Linked DNA regions of Homo sapiens: region 1 is linked to region 2. The links are chromatin contacts, found by Hi-C or POLR2A ChIA-PET in ENCODE. All regions are on one chromosome and are shown on one strand. Each heading gives the region's core, a stretch centred on a gene start or an enhancer-like site at or near the end of the contact. The rest is flanking DNA. Distances are from core to core; before and after follow the strand shown. Region 1 holds the start of TMEM45A (transmembrane protein 45A). Region 2 holds the start of TBC1D23 (TBC1 domain family member 23).

Region 1 (5,812 bases), core at 2-2,501, 230 kb before region 2:
ATCCCAGCTACTTGGGAGGCTGAGTCAGGAGAATCACTTGAACCCGGGAGGCAGAGGTTCCAGTAAGCCGAGATCGTGCCATTGCACTCCAGCCTTGGCGACAAGAGTGAGACTCTGTCTCAAAAACAAACAAACAAACTACAACAACAACAAAATATATAGCGTATATAGAGTATACTATATAGCATACATAGAGCATATACACCATATAGCATAGTGTATACATAGCATGTATATAGTATATATACCATACTATATAGTGCATATATACTATATAGTATATATATACAATTATAAGTTTATGAACACACAAGTGGTCTGTCACATGTTTGTTTGTTTTTAACAATTATAAAGGAATTCAGGTCTCCCACTATGGATAGGAGAATACCGAAAAGATATATATTTGGCTTGCAACTACCTCCAGATTTAAGTGAAAAATCCAGCAACTACCTGCATAACCCAGGTTTTACGTAATTTATATTAGACATCCTATTAACAGAAGCAAACGTGTTAATTCTGAAAAGATCAGATAATTTTCTCAATCTCCCATCAAAACAGTCCCAGAGTTGGGGATAAAAAACGATTTTGGCTTTACAAATACCCACAGTATTTTCACAGAAAGAAAATAGAGAAATAAATTTATCAATAGATTCAATTTTGGAGTTAGAGGTTTACAACAGAATATCAGTCACATTGCTGCTCCCAGGATATTTAAAACTAGCTCACCAAAAAAAAAAAAAAAAAAAAAAGAATAGCAAACCAAAAAAATTAAATTAAAATGTTAGTGAAACGGAAGAGAAGGGAGCGAAGGGTCCAGTTTGTCGCAGCAAGTGTTACTTTTCTCCCCTTGATGAAGAGAAAGCTGGTGAGAACAGTAAAAAGACACAGGATAGAGATCACGGCAAGAGAAATATGATATCCAGCACGTATCCAAAACTTACCCAACTTGGTCTGTTTACTCAACACTTTATTTTTCCCACTTTGCCAGCTTAAAATCAGACAGCGGCTGGGCTTTTGTTGTTGCTGTTTCTGTTCTTTTGATCCCAGAGCCCCATGAAAATTAAACCGTGTGTTGGATGGGATCTGGCCACGTCTCGCATTGGGTGGGGGGAGGAATTTTTAAACTTGGGTCCCTAGTCGCTTCTTTGGGAAAACGAATAAATAATAAGTGGCGAGAAGGAGAGGACGTGGGGGACGTGCTCGGCTGACGTCGGCCCGCGAGGAGGCCGCACAGCTGTCCAGATGTGCTTCATCTGTTCCCCCCGCGGGGCACGGGCCTCGGCGGCCGCGGCTGGCACAAGCCCCAGCTCATTGGTGGCCGCAGCTCTTCACTTGCTGCCGATTGGCCGGGCGGCCCGCCACTCCGGAGGGCCTCGGGCCCGCCCCTCTCTCAGGCCCGCTGGCTGCATCCTAAGGGAATGTGGAAGTGCAGCGCCGTCGCTGATGTGGCACTCGGCGGCTGCGCGGCCGGGACGGCTCGGGGCAGAGAGGGAGGTTGCCTACTCCCAGGTCTTGCCCCTGCCCCGGCCCTGTTATGCCCCTCCTTTTAGACAGACCGCTTTGTTTAAACAGGATGATTTGTAGCCGTTTGGAGGCTGAAAATAAGGCGGATGATTTGTAGCCGTTTGGGGGCTGAAAATAAGACGCGCCTGGTGCTTGGAGTGGAAGAGGCTGGGGCTCCGGGCTGCCCACGCCCCCAAAGGGCGTTCAGGCCACGCCTTGGGATTCCTCTCTCTTCACTTTCTCCAGGGAGCAAATAATAGGGCCCAAGAGCCTGCTCCCTGGGGACGGTATTCTTTCTTTCGGTGGAGGGAAAACCTTAATGAACCCTTCGTTGAAGTCCTTATTAACCAGAATTGAAGTTGTTCCTGCGGAGATGACCAGGACTGGGTATGAGAGTGGTTTGGCAGACCTGCTTGGTTTTTTGTATTGAGTGATGGTCGTTGTAGGGAACCGAGAAATACTGCTTTGTTGTGTGAGAATTGAGAAAGGACTGCGCCAAACGTTGCTTTGAACTTGGGAAAGCAGTTGGAGGGTTAACCAGTTTTTTGATTAGTGAGTTAGAAGGAGAGGAGGAAAGAAGAGATCTGCAAATCAATTGCCATTATAATTTGTGCATATTGACAGAACCGTTCCCTCATTGAAATATTAAGTGGGCAAGAGCCACACTCACTGGGCTGCACGCCAGGGAAGGCACCAGACCCCGCATTAAACAGTTTTTACCTGCATTATCACATTTAATTCTTACAACTACCTTATAAAATAGATATTAAAATAATCTCCAAGACCCAGCACCTATCCCAGCCTACCACAGATGTCTCCAAACATATGTTTGCAGCACTCCATCATAGATACATAAACTCATCTGCAATTTGCCATCCCTGCAGGGGTCAGAATTTATTATGAGTGTCCAAAGCTTTCACTACAATGATAATGTCTTGTTTGTTGGTGTATTTGTCATCTATTGCTGCGCAACAGATTCCCACAAACTTAGTGCTTTGTACAACACATGTATATCACTGCACAGTTTCTGAAGGTTGGAAGTCCAGGCATGGCCAAACTAGATCCTCTGCTTATGCTCTCACAAGGGTGCAATCAAGGTGTCAGCCGGGCTGCATTGTCATCTGCAGGCTCTACTGGAGAAGAATCATTTCCAAGCTTTCTCAGGTCATTGACAGAATTCATTTCTTTGCAGCTCTAGGACTGACTCCCCAGTTTCTTTCTAGATGTGAGCTAGAGGCTGCCCTTAGCTCCGAAAGACTGCTCTTAGGCTCCCAATGGCCATCCACGGTTCTGAAAAGCCAGAGAATAGAGATCACAGGGGCCACCTACAAGTCTGTCTGCCACAATTGGATAGTCAGACACCTCAATTTCAATGGACCTGACTGCAATGTTATCATAACTCTGTAAGACCCCCACAAATGCAGGAGCCTGCTCAGCAAGTAAAGTGGCACTACATGAGTGCAACCACAACACTCCAATCCTTCTGGCAGTCAAGGAAACCCACAAAGGAGCAACATTTGAATGTAGCCCTTGAAAGTAATGTGTCATGTGTTCAGCTTTCTGAATCATTTGTAATCTCACAATGCTGCACTTTTTATCACAGAAGCCGCTCAACAGTGGGCTGATAGTCAAGGTATTGATTAACCCTCCACACTCATTACCATCAACAGGCATCTGATATTGACCAAAAATCACTAAAAAAAAAAAAAAAAAAAAAAAAAAAGAATCCTTCTGCTCTCAGGAAGATGGAGTGGACATCAGTATTCCATTTCTCCTGCTAAGCACAACAAAAAATCCTGGACTTCATATATTTTCCAACATTGGAAACTCCAAGAGGTTGAGAGAAGAAGACAGATGAGCTAGAAATCTCAGAACCCAAGGAATGACATGATGCTGAGTTCCCTGGGCTTGCTTTCTGTTGTTTCTTTGCCCCAAACTTGGAGCTGAAGAAGCCAGCAACCCAAAAATGACAACAGGCACAGACAAAAAAGTCTCAACGAACCCTGCTCTCTCTAGTCAAGGACCAGGAAATGGGAAGCCTAGAAAGACAGAAAAACTTTTAGGCAGTAATGGCTCTACTTCAGCCAAACACCACAGGAAAAACCCTGGCCCCACTCACTCCTACATGAACAGAGGCTGAGTAGAAATCCTAGACTCCCGCCTTTTCCAGGCTGTAACAAGGTGAAGATGCAGAAATCTTTAACAACGTATTACCAAACAGAATTCAGCAATATATAAAAATAATTATACACCACAACATAGTGGAGTTTTTTTCAGGGATGCAAAATCAAAATTCTAAAGTCAATCAACCCAGGCGTGGTGCCTCATGCCTGTAATCCCAGCACTTTGGGAGACCAAGTCCAGCGAATCCTTTGAGCCCAGAAGTTTGAGACCAGCCTGGGCAACAGGACACAACCCCATCTCTACACAAAATATGAAAATTAGCCCAGCATGGTGTCACACACCTGTAGTCTCAGGTACAGGTGGGACTGAGGTGGGAGGATCACCTGAGCCTGGGGGGTTGAGACTGCAGTTGCCACTGCACTCTAGATGGGGCAACAGAGTGAAACTCTGTCTCAAAAAAAAAAAAAAAAACAAATGTCGATCAATGCAATTCCTGATATGAACAAGCTAAAGAAAAGAAAAATCGCATGAATATATCAATCAATGTAGAACAAGCACTTGACAAAATTCAGCACCATAAAAACGCTCAGAAAAAGAAGAATAGAAGGGAATTTCCACACTTGATAAAGAACACCTACCAAAGTACCTACAGCTGACCTTATACTGAATGTGAAAGACTGGATGCTTTCCATACATACTTTGTAATTCTATTTGTGCAACATCCTTCAAGTTACAAAATTATACAAATAAAGAGCAGATAAGTGGTTGCCAGGTATTAAGGAGATGGTGGAGTAGGAGGCAAGTAGGCTTGGCTATGAAAGAACAACATGAGGGATCTTTGTGGTGATGGAAATTTTTATTAATAGCTTGACTGTATCCATGGGATATTGTTGAGATATTGAGATAATGTAATTCTGCAGAATGTTACCATTGGGGGAAACTGGGTGATGAGTACACAGGCTTTCTCTGTATTATTTCTTACAACTTGCATGTGCATCTACAATTAGCTCGAAAGAAAAAGTTTAAAAAAATACTTCTGACTCTATCTCCCTCACCTCCTCCTGACCACCACAATTTAGTTTGGTCACTGGATGTAACTCTCTCCAGAAAGGGATCATCTTGCTCAGCTGCTTCCTGGGTCATGTTCCAGATGAAAGAAGCAGAGAGTTAGGAAAATTTGGGATCCTGACCTGACCATTCTTGGGCATGATGTTTCATTCTTTCTCTTAATGGTAACACTAGGCCAGCTGGGTTGGTGTGACCTTCAGAGTTAGGCTGGACAAAAGGCTAGGGGATTCAAACTTAATTCTGGTTCAGCCACCTGCAATCTCTTGTTGGACAGACCTTGTCCTAGATCATAAAGGTAATGAACACTTAAGAGTTGAGTTGAGTACACTGCTCACCGAGTCCTCCTATAGTATCCTGTGTGGGCCCAAGGAGTGGACATAAGGGATCTCTATAAACTTATCAAAATGTACTATCCTTCCTGCACCTGGCCCTCTGGACAAAAGGGCTTGGTGTGAATAGGGGACGACTGGGGTGAAAGGAAAGCAACAAGCCTGGCACATGAGGAAGATACACATTAGACCCTGTGATATACAGAGGAAAGAGGGACATTAGTGATACTTTGTCTTTCAGAACTGCCTTAGAGCCTTCCTCCCCAGAGAAAATGCCTTAATGACGCTCTCCCAAACTGTTGCAAGCACCTTAAATTTTACTGACTGTGGTTCTGCCACCCCATCCGATAGTTCTTACCACAATTTGATAACCATTCCCTTAACCTTACCAAGAAGACTGTTGGCAACATCAAAGGATGGCCCCAACTCCTATACTTCCCACACCAAGCACCTGTCAACACCTCTGAATGTCTTCATCGGAGTCTGATGATCATCATCAGAGTCAGGACTGAGAAGTCACTCTTGGGGGTAAACAAATGCCACTCAGCCAGTGGCATGGACAGACAGGACAGATAGGACTGGTTACCCTCGGACAGTCTTTCCAAAAACAACCAGCTTCAATTTTTCTAACTTAACTAAGAACCCCAAGACTTACCAACTAGCCAGGAAGCCACACTGGAAGAACTGTCATTTGTAGTCCTTCCTCCAACCCCACTGATGTGGGTTCCCCTGAGGGCCCCAGCAATTGTCGACAATCCTGGTCTTTCTAGGGGAGCCATGCACATCTC
Region 2 (5,760 bases), core at 1,105-3,604:
TGCCCCGCCTTAACTGATGACATTCTACCAGAAAAGAAGTGTAAATGGCCGGTCCTTGCCTTAACTGATGACATTACCTTGTGAAAGTCCTTTTCCTGGCTCATCCTGGCTCAAAAAGCTCCCCCACTGAGCACCTTGGGACACCCACTCTGCCCGCCAGAGAACAACTCCCCTTCGACTGTAATTTTCCTTTATCTACCCAAATCCTATAAAACGGCCCCGCCCTTATCTCCCTTCGCTGACTCTCTTTTCGGACTCAGCCCGCCTGCACCCAGGTGATTAAAAGCTTTATTGCTCACACAAAGTCTGTTTGGTGGTCTCTTCACACGGACGCGCATGAAAGTTACTCCATTCAGAGGCCTTTCCCATCTCTTAATCTGATTCTGCACTAATATGTTAGCTCCAAGCCATGTGTGGATATTTAATATCTGAAATGTGGCTAGACCAAATTGAAATATAAGGTAGCTGTAAAATGCACATTGGATTTTGAAGACTTGGCACAAAAAAGATGTACAATTATCTAATTTTTTAAACAATGATTACATGTTGAAATATGTTAAATAGATTATTAAAACTGATTTCACCTGTTTCTTTTTAGTGTTTTTTTTTTTTTTTTTTTTTTGAGACCGAGCCTCACACTGCCGCCGGGCTGGACAGTAGTGGCTCGATCTCGGCTCACTGCAACCTCTGCCTCCCGGGTTCAAGCGATTCTCCTGCCTCAGCCTCCCAAGCAGCTGAGATTACAGGCACGCGCCACCACGCCCGGCTAATTTTTATATTCTTAGTAGAGACGGGGTTTCACCATGTTGGTCAGGCTGGTCTGGAACTCCTGACTTCAAGTGATCCGCCCGCCTCGGCCTCCCAAAGTGCTGGGATTACAGGCGTGAGCCACCGCGCCCAGCCTTCTTTTCAGTTTTAAATGCTGCTACTACATAATTTTAAATTACAATATGTGGCTTCTATTAGACAGCCCTGGGGCTTAAATCCTACTTATTCTTCAAAGCCTAGTTGAAACACTGCTGCTTTCATGAAGCTTTCCCCCAGTGACTCCAACTGCCCCAGCCCCCACCGCCAACCTCTCGTAACACTTTGAATCACACTCACAAAGAATAAGATTAATTTTACCTTGTTACACCTTCCCAACTCCAACATAAGCAAGTTGAAGAAAAAAAAACTATATCTAGATCACCATGAAGTTTTCCTCTGACACCTTGGAGAGCCCAGCGCTACGGTAATGTTTGATGTCTGCTAATGGAGAGCTGAATTTCTTAATTACTAATTATCTATCCCTTTCAACGATTTCCATTTTTTTCCTCTGGGATTAAAGTCGATGTCTATCAATGTCCTGTATTATTTTTAAAGTGCCCATGAGCTGTACACATACAATATAACGAACAAGCAAATCCAAAACTAATACATGTGGTCAATACACTTAGATCAACTGTAAAATTTAGACAAGCCTCTAAAGGTCCCTTTTTAAAAAATGATGTTGTACAACCTAACAGTGTATCGTGAGATCAACTATTTCAAAAGTAGAAGCCTTTCCCAAAGATTAACACTGGGTGAGCAGTTTACCAAAAAATTATTGGCGGTCTTCCCCCACAATCCCGAGTATAAATCAGGTAAGCATGCAACAGCTTGGGTGCAGTAAGAGCAAAGTCCCACACTGCATCCAAAGCTCAGAAATCGAGCTGTGAGAAATGTGGTAGTAGGGGAAAAGATGACTTGCGTGAAGGAGACGAACGATGAAAACTGTTGGAATGCAAAACGAGATAACAGCCAGAATAAAAAAAAGTATACCAACTAAGTGGGAGGGATTCTCCTCGGGTCAACCTCTGAACCCTCAGGCGAAGGTCGCAGTGGTCATTTCAAAACGTCTTTTCTTCACATTGTATTTTAGTGACTCAGATCTGCATCCAACAAACTTCCTTCTTCAGCCTACTCCAACTCCCACAGCCAGGACTCCGGCCAAACCCAGCCCTGAAGCCACCCACTCCAGCACACTTTGGAGACTGACAGACGACACAGGAGGACCGTTCTGAGGCCCAGCACCTGGATGACACCCCTCTCCTTGGGAGTCCCGCCCCAGTCCCTTGGGCAGAACCAGGCAGGCAGGGGGCACCCAGCTGGCAGAGGGGTAGGGCAGGGCACCGGACTTCGCCTAGGACCGGCCTCTCCGTTCCATGCCGACGCCAGACGGCTCCTCGGGGACCGGCAAGATGGTGAGAAGGAAGAATAAAGGGGCATTGGAAATTAGCCCCGGCTTTCACTCACCAGCCGTCGCCGCTCGACGTTGGCAGCGGCGGCACATCTTCTCCTTCCGCCATTGCTGTTGACGTCCACGTCACTTTGCCGAAAAGTGGATCCGGCGCTGAGACCAACTCCGAGACTCAATGTCGTAAAAGGTCTTCGGAAGTCCAGCACTGAGCTTCCCCAGAGGGGAAGAAAGAGGGAGGTGGCAAGGGACTGGAGGAACGCAACGTCACGGCGTCCCGAGGCCGAAAGGCAGCGTCTTGGGGGAGGAGACTTGGTGGAGGCAGCTGCCCCTCCAAAGACTACATGTCCCAAGATGCCACGGTGCCGCGGGCGGGGCGGGGCGCGGTGGACGCCGTCCCAGTTGGAGGCCTTGTGTGACAAACAGCGTGTCTTTTTAGCGTCCACTTAGCGTCTTCATTCCAGCTTGGCGTCGAAATTAACAAAGTTAGAATTTACAGTCCTAACTATTGGAGAAAGCAAGGGAAATGGGAATTGACATAGGGAAGGCGGACGTAGGAGAAGAGCCACAGTTCAGTAATTTCCTGCTGTAGCAATTTAATTTGAAGAAAGAGTGGGACGTAAGGAAAGGGGCAGACCACCCCTATTTGTGAGGCCCCGTCAAAAGTGTAAATGAAGGCCCACATACTTTTTGACTGAATATTTAAAAGTTGTAAATGAAGCTATATACTAAAGGAGATACGTTCTAGCCTCCTACCTTAAATATATCTTCCTAACAGTCTGGAAGATCAAGTCCGAATTTAGAATTCTAGGACTGGAATTCCAGGCAAGCAGAGCTGCCAAAATCCTTCTCTACGCGTTCCACTTCCCCTTTACACCGCATGGGCGGACACTTGGCCACCGCCGGGGCCTTGGGGTGAGCACACGCTCAGGAGGATGGACCTAAAGAAACGCTTTTGCAAGCCCTGAAAACAACAGTGATGAAGTAGAACTGCATGTAACAATATGGATACATCTGAAAAATACGCTGTTAAATGAGCAAAACAGATTGCAGACGGATAGGTAAAGTATGGTATCATTTATAGTTGGTGTTTAAAAGACAATATATTTAAAATAGATCCATATGAGTTTAAAATGCAGGAGAATGATATATAGAAAACTCGGAATGGCAGTTACATTCAGGGAAAGGGAGGAGTTTCCATGAATTTTTAAATATTTATTAAGGGCCCCAAGGTGGCCACATAGGTGGCCAGTGTTCTTTATAGAGTCTATACTTAGGTATCTAAAATGTTTCATAGTTTCAAAAACTATTTGTTTTAAATAGATACAAAACAGTACAGCTATCTCATTTACAACCAAAAACATGTTCACTCTCTTCCCTAAAGGGAAATAATACAGATCTGCATGGTACTGCACCCACTTCCAAGGCCCGGATCTCTGTAATGTTCAGTTCTCTGTTAGGGAACATTTCTTTTAACATAGAATGAGACTGTAGATGCCCTCTATCAAAAAGAATAAAAGACGTGAATCTAGGTCACATTACCATTCTAATATTCAGGACCTCCCCTGGGTCCCTTCAATTGTTGCCAGTAGATTTTCAGAAACTTTTCAGAAAATGGTTTTAAAACCTATTCAGTCATTGACATGAGAAGCAGTTGCTCACTGGTTAAGAAGATTCTAGTCCTCAATTATGATTCATTTTGAGTATAATTAAATCAGCAACTGCTTTATAGTCTCTGGTAAAATATTTTCCCATTAAAAATATGTCACTTGACATTTTTAAACAGTTCTTTATTCTGTCAAAATAAAGTGGAAAGTTCTGACTTCTATGTTCTTTAATGGAGCCAGAGCCAGCTTCATGGGCATGTAGTCTATGCAATAGCATGAGACCACATGCTTAGAAGAACTCTGTGCTTGATTTCATGCTCTGGTGTTGCCATCTTGAAATTCTTAATAATTTGGGAACAAGGAGCCACTGGTTTTAATTTTGCACTAGGCCTCACAAATTAGGGAGCCAGTTCTAGATAGGGTCAATATCTTAGTGATGTATAACCCATTGGGGACAAGATTTCAACCAAAATTGTTTAGCGATAGTGTCTTCTAGCGGATTTTTTTTTTTTTTTTTTTTTTTTGAGACAGAATCTCACTCTCACCCAGGCTGGAGTACAGTGGCATGATCTCAGTTCACTGCAACCTCTGCTTCCTAAGTTCAAGTGATTCTCCCGTCTCAGCCTCCCAAGTAGCCAGGACCACAGGCGTGTGCCACCACGGCCGGCTGATTTTTGTATTTTTAGTAGAGACGGGGTTTTGCCATGTTGGCCAAACCATTTTTCTTTATTATTATTTTATTTTTATTTTTCTGAGACAGGGCCTCACTCCCTCAAGTAGAATTTGTTAAATTCTAATAATGGACCTCTGCTTAAAACAAAACAAAAATGCTTTTCAAGAACTAGAGAAGATTTCATTATGAAATCTTGGAGTGCGTCCCCTGCTTGCATTTGTGCATCTAATTGTAGTTCCCACATCCAAATGGGAAGGTGTATTATTTCATATTATCCTTGGATAAAATCAAAGCGTATTTCTTATAACAAGAAAATTAAAATGTCTTAGTTTTAAATTAAATTATAGAGAACATAAAAAGATTTTTCATTTATTATTTGGTGTTCTGAGCCATATAATTATGTAATTTATACTGTATTACATGTACTTAATTTGTACCATGCCTATGACACATAGTAGAATCTCCATAAATATTTGTAAAATGAACTAGGGAATTTTTTGTAGTACTTTTGTAATGGATTAAGCTATTCACCTATATAGAAATGGCTGGTTGGGTTCAGGGACAGGTAAGGATTATGAACTCATCTGCATAGTCATAGTTGTTATGTGAGTAGAATTTAATTCAGTTTTCATTGTAATATTATTTTAGCATTTGTTAAAAAGAGATGGAGAAATAACATAGCTCTTGATCATTTATTCCATATTCGTGCAGCCTTTTCTTGACTTTCGTGCATTCTTAGATAAAGACAAAGACCTAGTAAGATGTTTTAATCTACTGCTGCACAACAAATTACCCCAAAACTCAATGTCTTAAAGCAATAAACACTTAACTCATAATTTCTGTGCATCAGGAATCTAGAAGCAGCTTAGCTAGATGTTCTGGCTTAGGGTCTCTTGAGGTCAGAGGCAAGATGTTGGCCAGGGTTGCAGTCATGCAGTCATCTAAAGGCTTCAGTGGGGCTGGAGGATCCAGTTCCGTGGTGGCTCACTCACATGCCTGATGAGTTGGTGTTGACTGTTAGCAGGAGGCCTCAGATACTCCCCAAATGAGCCTCTCCATGGGCTGCTTGAACATCCTCTTGACATAGTGGCTGGCTTCCCGCAGAGTAAGAGTTCAACAGAGACCAAGATTGAAGCTACAACATTTTTTTTATTACCTACCCTCAGAAGTCGTAAATTCTGCAATATCTTATTGGTAAGCCTTATTCAATGTGGGAAGGAACCACAACAAAGACTTGAATACCCAAAGACAAGAATCACTGGGGG

The links. A loop is a pair of places that touch in the nucleus more often than their neighbours do. ChIA-PET counts read pairs that join two places held with the same protein, here RNA polymerase II (POLR2A). Pooled maps may share reads with other maps.
Region 1: a loop to region 2 is called in a map of CD4-positive, alpha-beta memory T cell, with 15 times the contacts of the local background. The contact joins the promoter of TMEM45A here to the promoter of TBC1D23 in region 2. A Hi-C loop is called at or near these places in 2 of 168 maps with a recorded cell type or tissue (CD4-positive, alpha-beta memory T cell and mesothelial cell of epicardium), 2 of 37 single-sample maps with no recorded cell type and 16 of 50 pooled maps. POLR2A ChIA-PET finds 5 or more read pairs at or near these places in 4 of 52 experiments (AG04450, HEK293T and WTC11).

Annotation. Positions count from the first base shown.
Region 1 is chr3:100,488,058-100,493,869 of GRCh38, reverse strand. It overlaps TMEM45A (transmembrane protein 45A), which reads right to left and starts at 1,251. Exons shown (of 6, transcript NM_018004.3): 1 at 942-1,251. RefSeq lists a silencer at 1,234-1,533.
Region 2 is chr3:100,257,586-100,263,345 of GRCh38, reverse strand. TBC1D23 (TBC1 domain family member 23) reads right to left here and starts at 2,354. Exons shown (of 19, transcript NM_001199198.3): 1 at 2,275-2,354. The coding sequence starts at 2,327. RefSeq lists enhancers at 1-275, 1,613-2,281, 2,057-2,546, 2,282-2,950.